Regions from separate parts of the Homo sapiens genome. Here region 1 is linked to region 2. A link is a contact called in ENCODE Hi-C or POLR2A ChIA-PET data. All regions are on one chromosome and are shown on one strand. The core of a region is the stretch at or near the end of the contact, and the rest is flanking DNA. Distances in the headings are between cores, read along the strand shown.

Region 1 (6,730 bases), core at 1,178-3,677, 350 kb after region 2:
GGTGCCTCTTGCCCAATTTTGGGTATTCTCTTCCCCAGTTCTGATGGTACAAGGACGAGTTCAGCAGCCACAGTCTGAAAAGGGCCTGGAAACCAGGGGCTCAGACCTGCACATGAGGGTCTGCATCATGCCACCAAATAAGCTACTGAGACCAGAAGTGAGAGAAATGTAGGCCTGAGGAGGAGAATACTGAGTATCAGCTGAGGCCTGGCTGCAGCAGTCGGGGCTCTAATTTGTCTCCTGACCTTCCTCTTTAATGTTTTCCCCAGGGAAAGGGCCCCCTCCAGAATCCTGGAGGAGCTGTTCCTCAAACCAAGAAGTGTCTCTGAGGGTAAAATAGATGAACTGTGATGAATGCTCTAATCCACTGCTCAGAGCCCCCTCAGGACTGAAGGACTTCAGCTGTCCTTGGAATTGAATGGACTCAGCTGCAGTGTTCCTTTGCCTGAGAGCACACACCCTTTCCCAGGTAGCCCTCATGCAGTGACCTGTTCCTATGGGAATATAAAGGTCCAGTCTTCTTGTTTGGATTCAGGGAAGCTCTGAAGGGCCACTCCAGCTTCTGCACACTATGGCATTGGCTTGGCTGAGGCTTTCTTGCCAAGGAATTCACTGCACCCTGGCTTTCACTCCTTCCCCCAAGTCCCAGGAGGATCCCTCAATGAACTTTCTGCAGGCTCATCTCTATTTCAGAGTTGACTTCCTGGGGAACCAAGCCTGTGACATATGGTCTTGTGTATAGTTATGTGGGGGAATGTTCTTGTTTTGGGGTGATACATGTCGAGGTGTGGTGGGGTTAAGTGTCATGAAGTTTGCAGCTTATTTTCAAACTGCTGGAAAAAAAATACCTGCGTGCATATATAAATACAAAATATATAGTAAATTGGCAAAATGTTAACAATTGGTGAATCTAGTTGAAGTGTACACGTGAGTCTATGATTTTGTTTCAACTTTTCTGTAGGTTTGAAATTTTCCGAAATAAAATCCCCTCCCCTATACACAGAAAGGCAAATGAAGAGGAACAAACACCCAGGGTGGCGGCGGTAGCGGGACAGATTTGTGAAATCCAAGGCGCAAGAGAGTTTCAATGTTACAGAAGCGTTCAACATTATCAAATAGCTACAAAATAATCAAGTACGGCTAGGACTGAAAAATGTCTCATAGATTTAGCAACACAATGTTCCTGATAACTTGGGGACAGAGTGTCCAGGGAGTAAATGCAGGCACCTTGCCCTTTAGTACCTTGCTTCTCTGCAGATCGTCATTTAGCTGAAGAACCATAATTTCAGTTCTATTATTGAGTTTCCCAGACTTTGAAAAATGTGAATATCATGTTCAAAGTTCTGGAATAGTCCCTGTCGGAGGAATATAGAGCCACTCATAAACTCGCAATTTATTGGAGGAGCACATAAACTAAATACACTGTGATAAGTACAGAAGGGCATATTTAAGAAACCGCATAGTTCAGCCACTACAATCGGGCGACCTGCAGGCTGAATCTAGACTAACCGTGGGATCAGTTTGGCTTTTGAGATGTGTTCCCAATTCTGTATTTAAAAATCAAGATATTTATCCCTAAATCCGATTTCTGGCAATACTTGGATGGAGCTGGGAGAAGGCTCTGGGGTAGGCAACCGTTCCCAGGACACTCGGCCTGCGACACCGGTTTAAGGCTCGGTTTGGCCTCTGTAGGCAGCCGAGGTCCCCATCCCCCGATAGGTCACAGCCGCGATGCTCAAATCGCACACTATAGCCCACAGGCAGCTTACCTGTTTTTTTTAAAAAAAAAAAAAAAAAAAAAGTTTTATTGGAACCAGGGCTGGGATTAGAATGACATGAGTGAGTCAGGAGTTTATGGCATGGATTTGGATTTTTTTAAAAAAACTGTTAAAATATTATCGATCTTGATGACTGAGTTTTTTGAGGCCCCCATTAATTTGGCACAGAGTCCTCCTAGTTCCTGCCCTATTGCGAAGGGCTTTGAAGGGCATGCGGAACAGCTTGGACTTTATTTAATCTTTGCAGTGGCAAGCAGCTCAATACACAGATTTTTAGCTGAGGCAACACCAGCGCAGGTCTGCGTTTGGCGAGCTCCGTAAGTTCCCACGCCCCAAACTTCTCTCTAGCACATAACTCTCTAATATGACTAACGTTATTAGTGCTAACTCTCTAACCTGTCAATGTCGTATCCCAGATCCCTCGTTTGCCTCTAAAACACTGGCGTTTTCGTCACCGCTGTCCCCCAGGTGAGCGCCCCAGCACCTGCCGCCCTGGGCGCCTCCTCCACCTGCGCGCCCCACGCCCGCTTCCGGCCGGCTTCCAGGCCTCAGAGGCGATCCCGAGGAATCGTTCCGCTCCCAAGGGGCGGAGCTTTCTCATCGCCGCGCTCGGCATTCGGCTTATGCTGCCTCGCCCCGGCGGCCGTCCAGCGGGAGGCGGAGCGAGTCCAAAATGGCGGCTCTCAGGCTGGCGCGCTCCGTGCTGCTGGGGCTTTGAGGTGGTCGCCGGGGGTCCGGGGGACCCTTTCCCCGCCGCGGAAGCCCTAGAGGATGAATCGGGGACCCTGCTAAGGTCTGGCGGCGGGGCTGGAGAGCAGTGGCAGCAAGGGCTGCGGTGGCGTCCACGCAGCGGGATGTGCGAGAGTTACTCCAGGTCGTTGTTGAGGGTCTCGGTGGCGCAGATCTGCCAGGCGCTGGGCTGGGACTCGGTGCAGCTCAGCGCCTGCCACCTCCTCACGGACGTGCTGCAGCGCTATCTGCAGCAGCTGGGCCGGGGCTGCCATCGGTACTCTGAGCTCTGTGAGTACCGGGCTGGGTGCGGGAGGGCTGCCCCGGCAAGTCAAGGGTGACACCTTCGCTCTCCCTGTCCCTCCGCGTCCCCGGGGTGTGCATCCCGCACCCCGCCTCGAGATCTGCTGTTTCCTCGGCCTCCCACGTCCCTGGGCTTCCACTGCCGCTCCAAACTCTAGTCATCCTTCGGGTGCCTCTTCCTTATCCGCTAACTTCCCGCCACCAGCCCGGGAGTCGGGTCTTCGCTCCCAGCTCCACACCCTCCTACCGCTCCTCCGCTCTGAATTGTGTCTGGATCTCTCTCATTGTCTCCTGTTTGCTGCGGGTAGATCCACCCCCAGCGTGCCCTACACCCTCTTTTACCTCGGTCCTTTTTCTCCCTTGCCCGCAAACTACTACAACTAGTTGTCACAGGCGCTCCGTCTACCGGCCGTTTCTTACAAGACTGGCCATTCCTGGGCTCCTAACTACATAGACTCGTTGACAGCTCTGCTCCGTTAGGGACACTGCCTCGTCTTTCTGTATCTGTTCGTTTCGTGAACGACATCTCCATTTACTGTTTTTCCAAGGCTGACTTTGTCAGTTTCGCTGATTAGATGTACTTTCACTTACGTCTCGGTTACCAGTGAGATGTCAGTGGCTATCGAAGTAGGATAGAGGGACCGTGGGCAGTTGACAAGATTCTCCAGGTAATCTGGGCTACAGTACTTATGAGTTTTAAATGAATGTCTGGTAATATCTATAGCTAGTGGTATTTAATAATTTAATGGAAGGAATGGAATATTTTAATAGAAGCTCCACATTATCTTGTTGATGTGAAGCATTGTATGTGTGTTTGTTGAGGAGAGGAAACTACCACTCATTTTAGTTTCAAGTCATGATGTTTAAGGTGGTGAGCTGGAGAACTGAATGAAGTGTTTCATAGGATATTTTGTTTTGTTAAAGTGGTTCCTATACTGGAAAATTGAGACTCACAGACACACGCTGTATTTCTTAGGCCCCAAGTTTCGTTCCCGCTTCCACAGGGCTGCCAAAATAATCTGTCCATAGCACAGATCTGATCCTGTCATTATTCTTAAAAACATTTTAACTATACTTCGTTGGTTACAGGCTAAAAATCGAAACTCTTAGCAGTACACAGTTCCCTTTGTGAGCTAGCATTTTGCTTACCTTTTGCCAGCCTGCCATGCTAATCTGCGACCACGCTGAGCTACCTGCCTTTTCCAAAATGTTTTAAGCTGTCCATTCCTACATGCGTGCTGTTTCTTACCTAGAGTGTCCTTTGCCCGTGGCCCACCAATAGTATTACTTTTATTTTCAGATGCACTTATCACTTGCTCTAGGGAACTCATGTTATCTGCTTTCATAATTCTGTGCATATTTCTTTTATATTATTTGTCATCTTGTTTTGTAATCACCTGTGTATGTCTCTTTCCCCTCTCCAGGAGAAAAATTGATTATATTTGTATTCTGTAACCTGTAGGGCCATTATATAATAGGCACCTGAGAAATATTTGTTGAATAAATGAATGAACTGATAAACCACTACCCTAAAAGCCACTTATTGACTTTACATATTGAGTTCCAAAAATGTATATGTTTTGAATGCTTGATTTCACTGATACTTCTATTACTCTTCTTCTTTTGAGACAGGGTCTCACTCTGTCGCCGAGCGTGGAGTGCAGTGGTGCGATCTTAGCTCTCTATAGCCTCGAACTTCAGGGCTCAAGTGATCCTCCCGCCTCAGCCTTCCAAGTAGCTGGGACTACAGGGATACGCCACCATGCCTGGCTAATCTTTTTATTTTTTGTAGAGATGTGGTCTGGTTATATTGCTCAGGCTTGTGTCAAACTCCTGGGCTCAAGTGATCCTCCTGCCTCAGCATTTCAAAGTGCTGGGATTACAGGCATGAGCCACCATGCCCAGCTCACTGATACATCTGAATGTGGAACCACAAAGTAATATGCGTGCATTTTTATCTTGAAAGTACATCACCAGCTGACTACTCTTCTGGCTTTTGTTTCTTTTTCCTCTGGCCTCCGCTGCAGTGGTCCTTGAGTATACCGTTAGTGATAGGCTAGGCTAGGCTAGGCTAGGCATAGTCCAGATTATGTTTGCTACCATGTATCTTTAGATATTCAAAATGTCTCCTGAATACATAGTTACCTTTACTGCCATTTATACAAAACAGAAGGGAGCTGCCACTCTATGTGACTAGGTATTCCAAAGTCATCCAGGGGTCACTGCAGCTCTTCAGTGTAAACCTTGTTCCTAATTACCAAGTTTCCGTAGCCAGTTTCTTGGTTTCAGTGAGAATGAGATTGTCAGGTTCATTATTCCCACGTAATTTGGTGACTTTTTTTTAATGCTAATTTTGGTATACTTATTAGATATTTTTAGATTCTTTTTTCTATACCAGCCTTATTCTAAAATCAAATTCTGTAGCTCCAGGTTACCACTATGGAATCTTGTATTCCACCCCTTTAAATCCTTTCTGTTGTTTTAACAAACACTTACTGAGCATCACTTACGAACCAACCCCTGTACTAGGCATTGGAGACATAAAATTACTAAGATACAATCCCTGACCATAAGGTGTGTTCAAGAGTTCCAGAATGTCAGGAAACAACAAACTGATGGTGTTTGTTTCTTCTAAAAGAAATGTTCTCAAGTTAAAGCAAGTATTAGAAGTTACCATTAATTCAAATAATGAACAAATAATGAACTTAAGAATTGCCTTAGGGTAACAATGTCTCCAAGCATTCAAGGGCAGATGTCTCTGTCGGTGTCACATTATATGTTAAATATGTTGGCATGTACTGAAAGCAGGTGCTAAATCTTTCAGACTGACTCTTCAACACTAGTACTGTAATATTTTTTTGCATGGTACAGGGAGTAAATGTAAAAGGGATAAGAGGAGAGATGGCTGTAGGCTATAGATTCTGGGGTAGGATTACTTCACAGAAAAGATAAGATTTGAGTTGAGCTGTGAAGTATGGTTGTATAAAGGTATAGAGTATTCCAGCTTAGAGAATCACATAAACTAAGCTGTCCAGGTGAGATTAAGCATAATAAAAGTACCAGTAAGGTGTTCAGCTCCCTATGCAGCTAGTTCATTCCAAGGGTGTCTGAGTAAAATGTTCAACAGAGTGAGATCAGGTTATGGAAGGACTTGAAAGCTAGACAAAAGAATTAAAACATGTAGTAGAAAACATTGCATACTCCTAAGTAGGGGAATAGTATGATTAAAGTGGTATTTTAAGAAAATTGTACTGACAGTGATGTGCATAAGAGATTGAAGTGGGCAGAACTTGAGACTATACTGAGATAGTGACAGTAAGAATAGAGAGAAAGGAAAAAAATCTGAAATCATGGTTAAAAAAAAAAAAAAAAGGTGGCCGAAGGGGACGGGGACAGGGTTAGAAACTACCAGGTTTTGGTTTGAGGCTGCAAAGCATATGGAGGAATTTAAGATTATTATATTTTTTAGACTGAGAGAGTAATAATAGCTTTAATAGGAATAGAAGAGATGAAATGCCTGTTTACATTCAGTAAGAAGAAGAGTATTCGTTTTATTTATTTTCTTTTTTTAATGCATCACAGAAGTAACCCATACTTATAGAAAAAAAAAATCAAAGACTGCAGAAGTATGTGGAGTTAGAAGTCAGTCTCCTGCTTCCACCACAGCCCTCGCCTCTACTGCAGCTTCCACCCCTCGAACTGTTAACCATTGGCTGAATATCCTTCCAGAGGTTTCTGTATGCATTACTACACATGCGTCCAATTCTAGCAATATTTGGATTCTTTTTCATTTTACAGTGTGATTTAATTTCAGACATACTGAGTTTGAAGTGATCAAATTTCAGGATTTCAGTTAAAAAGTCAGGATTTCAGTTAAATCCTTTAGGCTATTGAAAATCAGAAAATGGAATTTTCATAGA
Region 2 (6,993 bases), core at 1-2,500:
TCTCACTATCCATAAAAATGAACACAAAAGGGATCAAAGACTTAAATGTAGGTGCTAAAACTGTAAAACTGCGAGAAAAACACAAAAACATAAGTCTCCATGACCTGAAGGGTTAGGCAATAGTTTCTTTTTCCCCAGAAAGTCTGGCTGACCTTAAAAGAGCCTGCTTCACACAGCATTAAAGATCTGTTTCACACCTGATGCATTACTCTTGCAATAGGCAGGGCTGTCTATGCTATCCTTGTAACATAACTCTTGCTGTGGCTGAAATGAACACACTTAGGCGGTGTACACACACACATACACACATACAGCATGGTCGCAGCCACTCATAAAGCCTGGATCAGTCTCTTCAAATCCTACATGGGCTTCAGCCTAGATAGTCACTGGGAACAGCAACCTCTCAGGGTTAAGCCAGGAACACTACAGTCATGCTGATCCTGAAACTGTTTCAAATATAGCCTGGAGTATTTAATACCTTTATAAACGGAAATGAAACTGGGTTAAAATAACGACCCAAACCAGATGGCGCAAATGTTCTGTTCTCTTCAGAAACTGAAAGAGGAACAAAAAAGAGACTCCTTCCCAAGGGAGCAGGTGCAGCTGCTGGGGAGCATCGGGGCTTTTCCTGAGCGCTGCAGACACCTACAGCCTGGGACCACGTGCTGCTCAGAATGCTCATTCTCTGATTTGTAAGCAATTAATATGGCTGTGACAGCAGCAATCCGGACACAGCAATGCAGAATTCTCAACACAATTCTACTTCCTAGCTCTAGTATTTGCTGAAATGTGCAACAACATGTTCTATAAATCAACTAAAATTTGTTGAGTGTTTACTGTGAGCCAGACACTGTTGTACCAGTATTACTGCAGTAACTCATTTAATCCTTACAACAATCTTACGAGATGGATTCATTTTTCCAAAAATGTACATTGAAACCTAAGCAAGTTAAGTAATATGCCCAATTCATAGAGCTTCTCACCAGAGTTTGGATTCAGGTCATCTGACTCCATAAGCCAGGTGTTTAGCCCTTACTCTCTTTTGCCAAACTGCTAGAATTATAAAAAAAACTGCAAAATGAAATCATTCATTCCTTGGTGTATTTGTTTTCTATTGTCACATTACCAGAAATTTAGCGGCTTTTAAAATAACACAAATTTATTTACTTACAATTTTGAAGATCAGAGTTTGGGGCTAAAATCAAACTGTTGGCAGAGCTTCATTCCTTCTTGAGGCTCTAAAGGAGAAGCTATTTCTTTACCTTTTGCAGCTTCTAAAGGCCGCCTACGTTCGTTAGCTGGTAGCCCCCTCCTCCATCCTCAGAGCTCGTCACTACAGCCTCTGATTTTGCCTCTGCATCTCCTTTCTCACCCTGACTGTCCTGCCAGTCTCTTATCAGGACCCTTGTGATTACACTGGGTCCCACTGAATAATCTGGGATAACCTCCCCATATCAAGTTCCTTAACTCAATCACATCTGCAAAGTCCCTTTGCCATCTAAGGTAACAGATTCACAGGTTCCAGGCCCTGGGATATGGACATCTTTTGGGGATGGTCATTATTCTAACACAAATAAGGAACTAATAAGCCCACCCATGTATCTGCATCATATGTTTCTTAAAAAGAAAAAGAAAAGAAAGAAGAATAAAACACAAGTCTGCAAGTTCATAAAGCACTTAGAAACTATCGGTGGTCAATATGGGGGTCACGTGGAATTGTCCACAATGTCTACTTCTTGGTAGGTTTGTACAAAATCAACAACTGTGAAAAGTTTCACATTAAATTCAAAATCAATAGCAGAGAGAGTTGAGAAAATCCCAAATATGTGGAATTAAACAATACATTCCTAATAACCAATGAATCAAAGAAAAAAAATCACAAGGGAAATTTGAAAATACTTACAGATGAAGGAAAATGAAAATACAACATACAAAAACATATGGAATGCCACAAAAGCTGCTCATAGCAGCAGCATTATTCATTATAGACAAAAAAAGTGGAATAATTCAAATGGCCATTAAATGATGAATGGATAAACAAAATGTGGTATATTCAAACAATGGAGTATTATTCAGCCATTAAAAAGGAATGAAGTGTTGAGACATGTTATGACATGAATGAACCTTGAAAACACCCTGCTCAGGGAAAGGAGCCAGGCACAAAAAGCCACATATTATGATTCCATTTATATGCAATGTCCAGAATAGGCAAATCCATAGAGACAGAAGGTAGGTTAGCAGTTGCCAGGGGCTGGGGGGAGGGAGGAATGGGGAGGACCTTGGTGCCTCACCAGAGCACACACCAGCTAACCTGTGATGGCCATGTGGCATGAATGAGAAACAGACATTTGCTGTTTTATTTAATTTTTTAATTTTTTTTGGGGGAGGGGGACAGAGTTTTACTCTTGTCACCCAGGCTGGAGTGCAATGGCGTGATCTCGGCTCACTGCAAACTCTGCCTCCTGGGTTCAGGTGATTCTCCTGCCTCAGCCTCCCGAGTAGCTGGGACTACAGGAATCTGGCACCACACCCAGCTAATTTTTTTTTATTTTTATTTTTAGTAGAGATGGGGTTTCACCATGTTGGTCAGGCTGGTCTTGAACTCCTGACCTCAGGTGATCTGCCCACCTCGGCCTCCCAAAGTGCTGGGATTACAGGCATGAGCCACCGCGCCCAGCCCATTTGCTGTTTTAAACCAGTGAGATCTGGGGCCTTGTTTATTATCATGGAATTCTAGTCCGTCCTGATTAACAGAGGGTAATGGATAACCCGAGGGCATTTTTCCAATATCCCAAAGGGATGGATAATTAATTACGCCCCCCCCCCCTTCTATTTGGAAATTTCACTGCAAGTTCTTCTAAGTACTCTTAGGACAGGCAACAGCTGAGTGGTCCCGATGAGCCCAGGACATCTCTGATTATTTGAATGGACTTCTCTTTCCCCTCCAGGTGCAGCTGGCTGTAGCAGAATGTGGTTTGAGAGTCCCAGCAGCGCCCTGAGGCCTCTGCCTGCTGAGTTCCTCCCATGAGTCTTCAGTCTCCAAGAACTGAGCTCTACTCTCACGGGCCCCAGCCTCACTCACAGGGACCCTCCAGTCACCTTTTTTATTTTCTATTTTTATTTATTTTTTTGAGGTGGAGTCTCGCGCTGTCACCTAGGCTGGAGTGCAGTGGCGTGATCTCAGCTCACTGCAACCTCTGCCTCCTGGGTTCAAGTGATTCTCGTGTCTCAACCTCCCCAGTAGGTAGGATTGAAGGCGTGCGCCACCACGCCCGGCTAATTTTTGTATTTTTAGTAGAGATGGAGTTTCGTCATGTTGGCCAGGCTGGTCTCGAACTCCTGACCTCAGGCAGTCACCTCCTTTAGATGATGGCCTTTCTTTGGGGGTTTCTCTGTTGTCCCCACCTCTGCCACTGTCCCTGTATTCTACCCTGCCTCCCTAATCTACCCACCCTGGACTAGACTGAAAGACCTGGACCTGGATTGAATGTGGAACATCTCTTACCGGACTTGGTTGTAGGAATATGACCATGCATTCATTGCAGATGCAAGTTAAAGAAGAATATTTTAAATATTGTTGGCTTAAGCCAGGCGGCAAAATATTCAAACATAAAATCTCAGATGCAGCCAAATCAGAACAGCGTGTTCTGGTGACGCGTTTCGGCAAACGCAATCATTCACGGGCTCCTCTGAGCCTAATTAAGCAAAAGCCCAGCTGGGGGCTACAGGAAAAACAACTGTGGATTCTACCTTCATTGCAACAGGTTACAACTGCTGATTTATGCCTCTCGGCAGGAACAACTGGCCCTGGGCCAGGGAGATCACGGAGGCAGCCAAGGAGCCCATGGGTTGCCCCCCTATCCCGGTCCACCCCACGGTGAGGACAGTGCCCTCAGTCACCAAATGCTCAGGATTTACATGAAGTGGGGTAGTCAGAAACTGCAGAGAGTCCATGGAAAGATAGGGGTCACCTCTTGGGGACAGCCAGGACCAGCCCTGCACTGAGTCAACACTTCTGCTGTTCTGCCCCTGAGCCTTTGCTCCCCCATCTCTCGCCGGTCGTTTCCTGCCAAGCGTCTGGTGCCTTCCTGCTGATCCCAGCTGTTTCTTCCCAGGGGCGTCCTAGCAACCATTCAGCCCTTGCATCCTTTCCTTTGAAAGGCCACCAGTCTCCCTCCTTCCCTCGAGCAGGAGGACCGCAGAGCGCACCCTGACGGAAGCGTTCACACTCAAGTGTTTATGGTTGCGTGTCTTCTTGCACAGGGATGTCTGCGTTTCCAATACCGGCTTCTGGACAGGACTCACTCCGAGAAATAAATGTGTAATGGATATTTCTTTTCTAGAACAAATGGGGTGGAAGTGGGAGTTTTGGCATCTCTTGAAATTTCATTTCGAGGTAAAATTTCATTTTGAGGTAAAATTATGAGAATTTCATTTCATTGTAAGGCCGTTCTTGCTGGCCAACTGAAATGTGTGTTGGAAGAAATGCAAGGGGCTCTTACGAAGCAGATGTTCAGGGCAGCACAGACGCTCATAGGCTCAAGAGCAGACAGACAGGGAAGGAGCTAAAAAGGGAAAGCTTTTTCTCAGATAGCACAGCTAGTTCCTAAGACTAAGGGTCATGCCCCAGCTGCTGCAGCATTTTCCCAAGTTCTCTGTTTCTTCTAAAATCACACATTTTCTCAGTGCTTTTTGGCTTACTACCTTTAATAGGCATATAAACGTTTTAAAAACTCATATCAGTATTGATAGCTTTCCTATAGATTAAACGTATTCTTAAACTCCCACTGCCCACATCCACCAAATAGAAACACAATGAATTTTAAGGCAAAAGCACTCCTTGCTTTAAGGTACCCGTAATATTACCCGCTGTGATATTGTTGTCTGTCCCACTATAAATCGTGTCCCATTATTATGAATAATTATCTTTCAATAAGGGTTAATTTAGAATTCTACACTCTTTCTTTTTTTTTTTTAAATTAAAATGTGTGGTGGCTCACATCTGTAATCCTAGCACTTTGAGAGACTGAGGCCAGGAGTTCCAGACCAGCCTGTCTCTACAAAAAAAAATAAAATTAAATTAAAATTAAAATAATAAAAAAAAATTTTAATTAAATGTGTGTGCCCTTACTGTACTTATTTTCTCTTTATGAAAATGTATATTTTTTCTTATGACTTAAACACCACGCTAGGTTTTATTACAGAAAATCTAGAAAACAGAAATTATAAATAAGAAAAATCTTTCTGGCTGGGTGCAGTGGCTCACGCTTGTAATCCCAGCACTTTAGGAGGCCAAGGCAGGCGGATCACCTGAGGTCGGGAGTTCAAGATCAGTCTGGCCAACATGGTGAAACCCTATGTCTACTAAAAATACAATAAATTAGCCAGGCATGGTGGCATGTGCCGGTAATCCCAGCTGCTTGGGAGGCTGAGGCAGGAGAATCGCTTGAACCTGGGAGGCAGAGCTTGCAGTGAGCTGAGATCGTGCCACTGCACTCCAGCCTGGGCCACAGAGCGAGACTCTGTGTCAAAGAAGAAAAGAAAAATCTTTCGTAAGTGCATGACAAGGAATTCTCCCAGCAATTTATTCTCAGCATATATATGCGTATATATACATATTTTTTAAAAAATCAGAATCACACTATATTTAGTGCAAACTTTTTTTGTCATTTAGTAGAGTGTATTTTTTTCTAATGTTCAATATTCTGCTGTGTGATAGACATGCCAAATCCATCTCTAGACTCTATCCTTTCCCCTGAATTTAACTGGAAGAGTTGACCCTATGCACCATGTGATCCCAATTCAGAACATCTCTTCACTTATGCCCACCAAATACCTTCCCCACACCCGTGATTGGACCAGGTCTGGATTAGACTCAAATTGAGTCAATCAGAATCTCTCTCCCAGTAATTTGGAATTAGTCTGTTGCTAGGGTCTGTTTGTGTTTCCCTAAATTCATAAGTTGAAAGCTATTCCCTCAGTGGGATGGTATTAGGAGGTGAGGCTTTTGGGAGGTGATTAGGTCATGAGGGTGGAGCCCTCATGAATGGGATTGGGGCCTTTATAAGAGAGGCCCCAAAGAGATTCCCCACCCTTTTCACCGTGTGAGGAAACGGTGAGAAGGTGGGTGCCTGTTAACGAGGAAGTGGGCCCTCACTAGACACTGAGTTTGCTGGCAACTTGGTCTTGGACTTCCCAGCCTCCAGAACTGTCAGAGATAAATTTCTGCTGTTTATAAGCTTTCAGTTTATGGTATTTTGTTATAGCAGCCAGAACTTACTGAGACAGGCCTGTAAGGCTGAGTCCCTTAGACCATGATGAAGGCCTGTGTGCTGTACAGTTGAACAGCGTCCGGGCAGACACGGCTAAAATCCAAAGAATGTGCTCCATGCAAAGGGAATTCATGAGGGAGTGGAGACAGCATGAGTAGGCCAAGTGAGATTATCTAAAAAGAGAAGCAGAAAATGAGAGTAGACCTGTTGAGAGAGGCAGGGACAAGATGCCACAGGTGTTCATGGATGAGACAGTGGGCAGCCCTAACACCTGCTCCACGCCCCACGTGCACTGGCTGAACTTCTCATCCTCATGAGTTTGCTTGTTTTGACTTTTGAGTAATTTGCGTTTTTACTTACTTTACTCATTCAAGTCGATTTCACCTGAAGAGCACTGACTAAGAAAATCATAGTTACTTTAATAGCTGCCTAGTTTTCTAGTGTATAAATATACCATAATTCATGTAATCAAGTCCTTTTTGGTTAGATATTAAGATGTTTCTATGTCTTAACTATTCTATTTAATAAAGAACACTATAATAACTATCATTCCAACTAAACGTTTGCAAATATTTCCTTAAGGTCAAATATGCAATCAAATGGGATTGCATCAGATGAGAAACTATGGGTCAAGAAAATTAATATCATTTGTGCATTTCATTCCCGGTAGCGAGATGTCTGAACATTTCTGTTTTCTGCATCCTCGCCAATATTAGGTTGA

The links. Hi-C counts contacts between places; a loop is a spot of excess contacts on that map. ChIA-PET counts read pairs that join two places held with the same protein, here RNA polymerase II (POLR2A). Pooled maps may share reads with other maps.
Region 1: a loop to region 2 is called in a pooled map, with 4 times the contacts of the local background. The contact joins the promoter of TAF3 here to the promoter of LINC02642 in region 2. A Hi-C loop is called at or near these places in 5 of 50 pooled maps. POLR2A ChIA-PET finds 5 or more read pairs at or near these places in 2 of 52 experiments (CD8-positive, alpha-beta T cell and OCI-LY7).

The regions. Positions count from the first base shown.
Region 1 is chr10:7,816,078-7,822,807 of GRCh38, forward strand. TAF3 (TATA-box binding protein associated factor 3) reads left to right here and starts at 2,428. Exons shown (of 7, transcript NM_031923.4): 1 at 2,428-2,798. The coding sequence starts at 2,633. It overlaps LOC105376392 (a long non-coding RNA gene), which reads right to left and starts at 2,286. Exons shown (of 3, transcript XR_001747356.1): 1 at 2,175-2,286. RefSeq lists enhancers at 2,104-2,622, 2,435-2,494, 2,623-3,140.
Region 2 is chr10:7,471,599-7,478,591 of GRCh38, forward strand. LINC02642 (long intergenic non-protein coding RNA 2642) reads right to left here and starts at 1,251. Exons shown (of 4, transcript NR_184109.1): 1 at 1,172-1,251. RefSeq lists enhancers at 390-589, 600-699.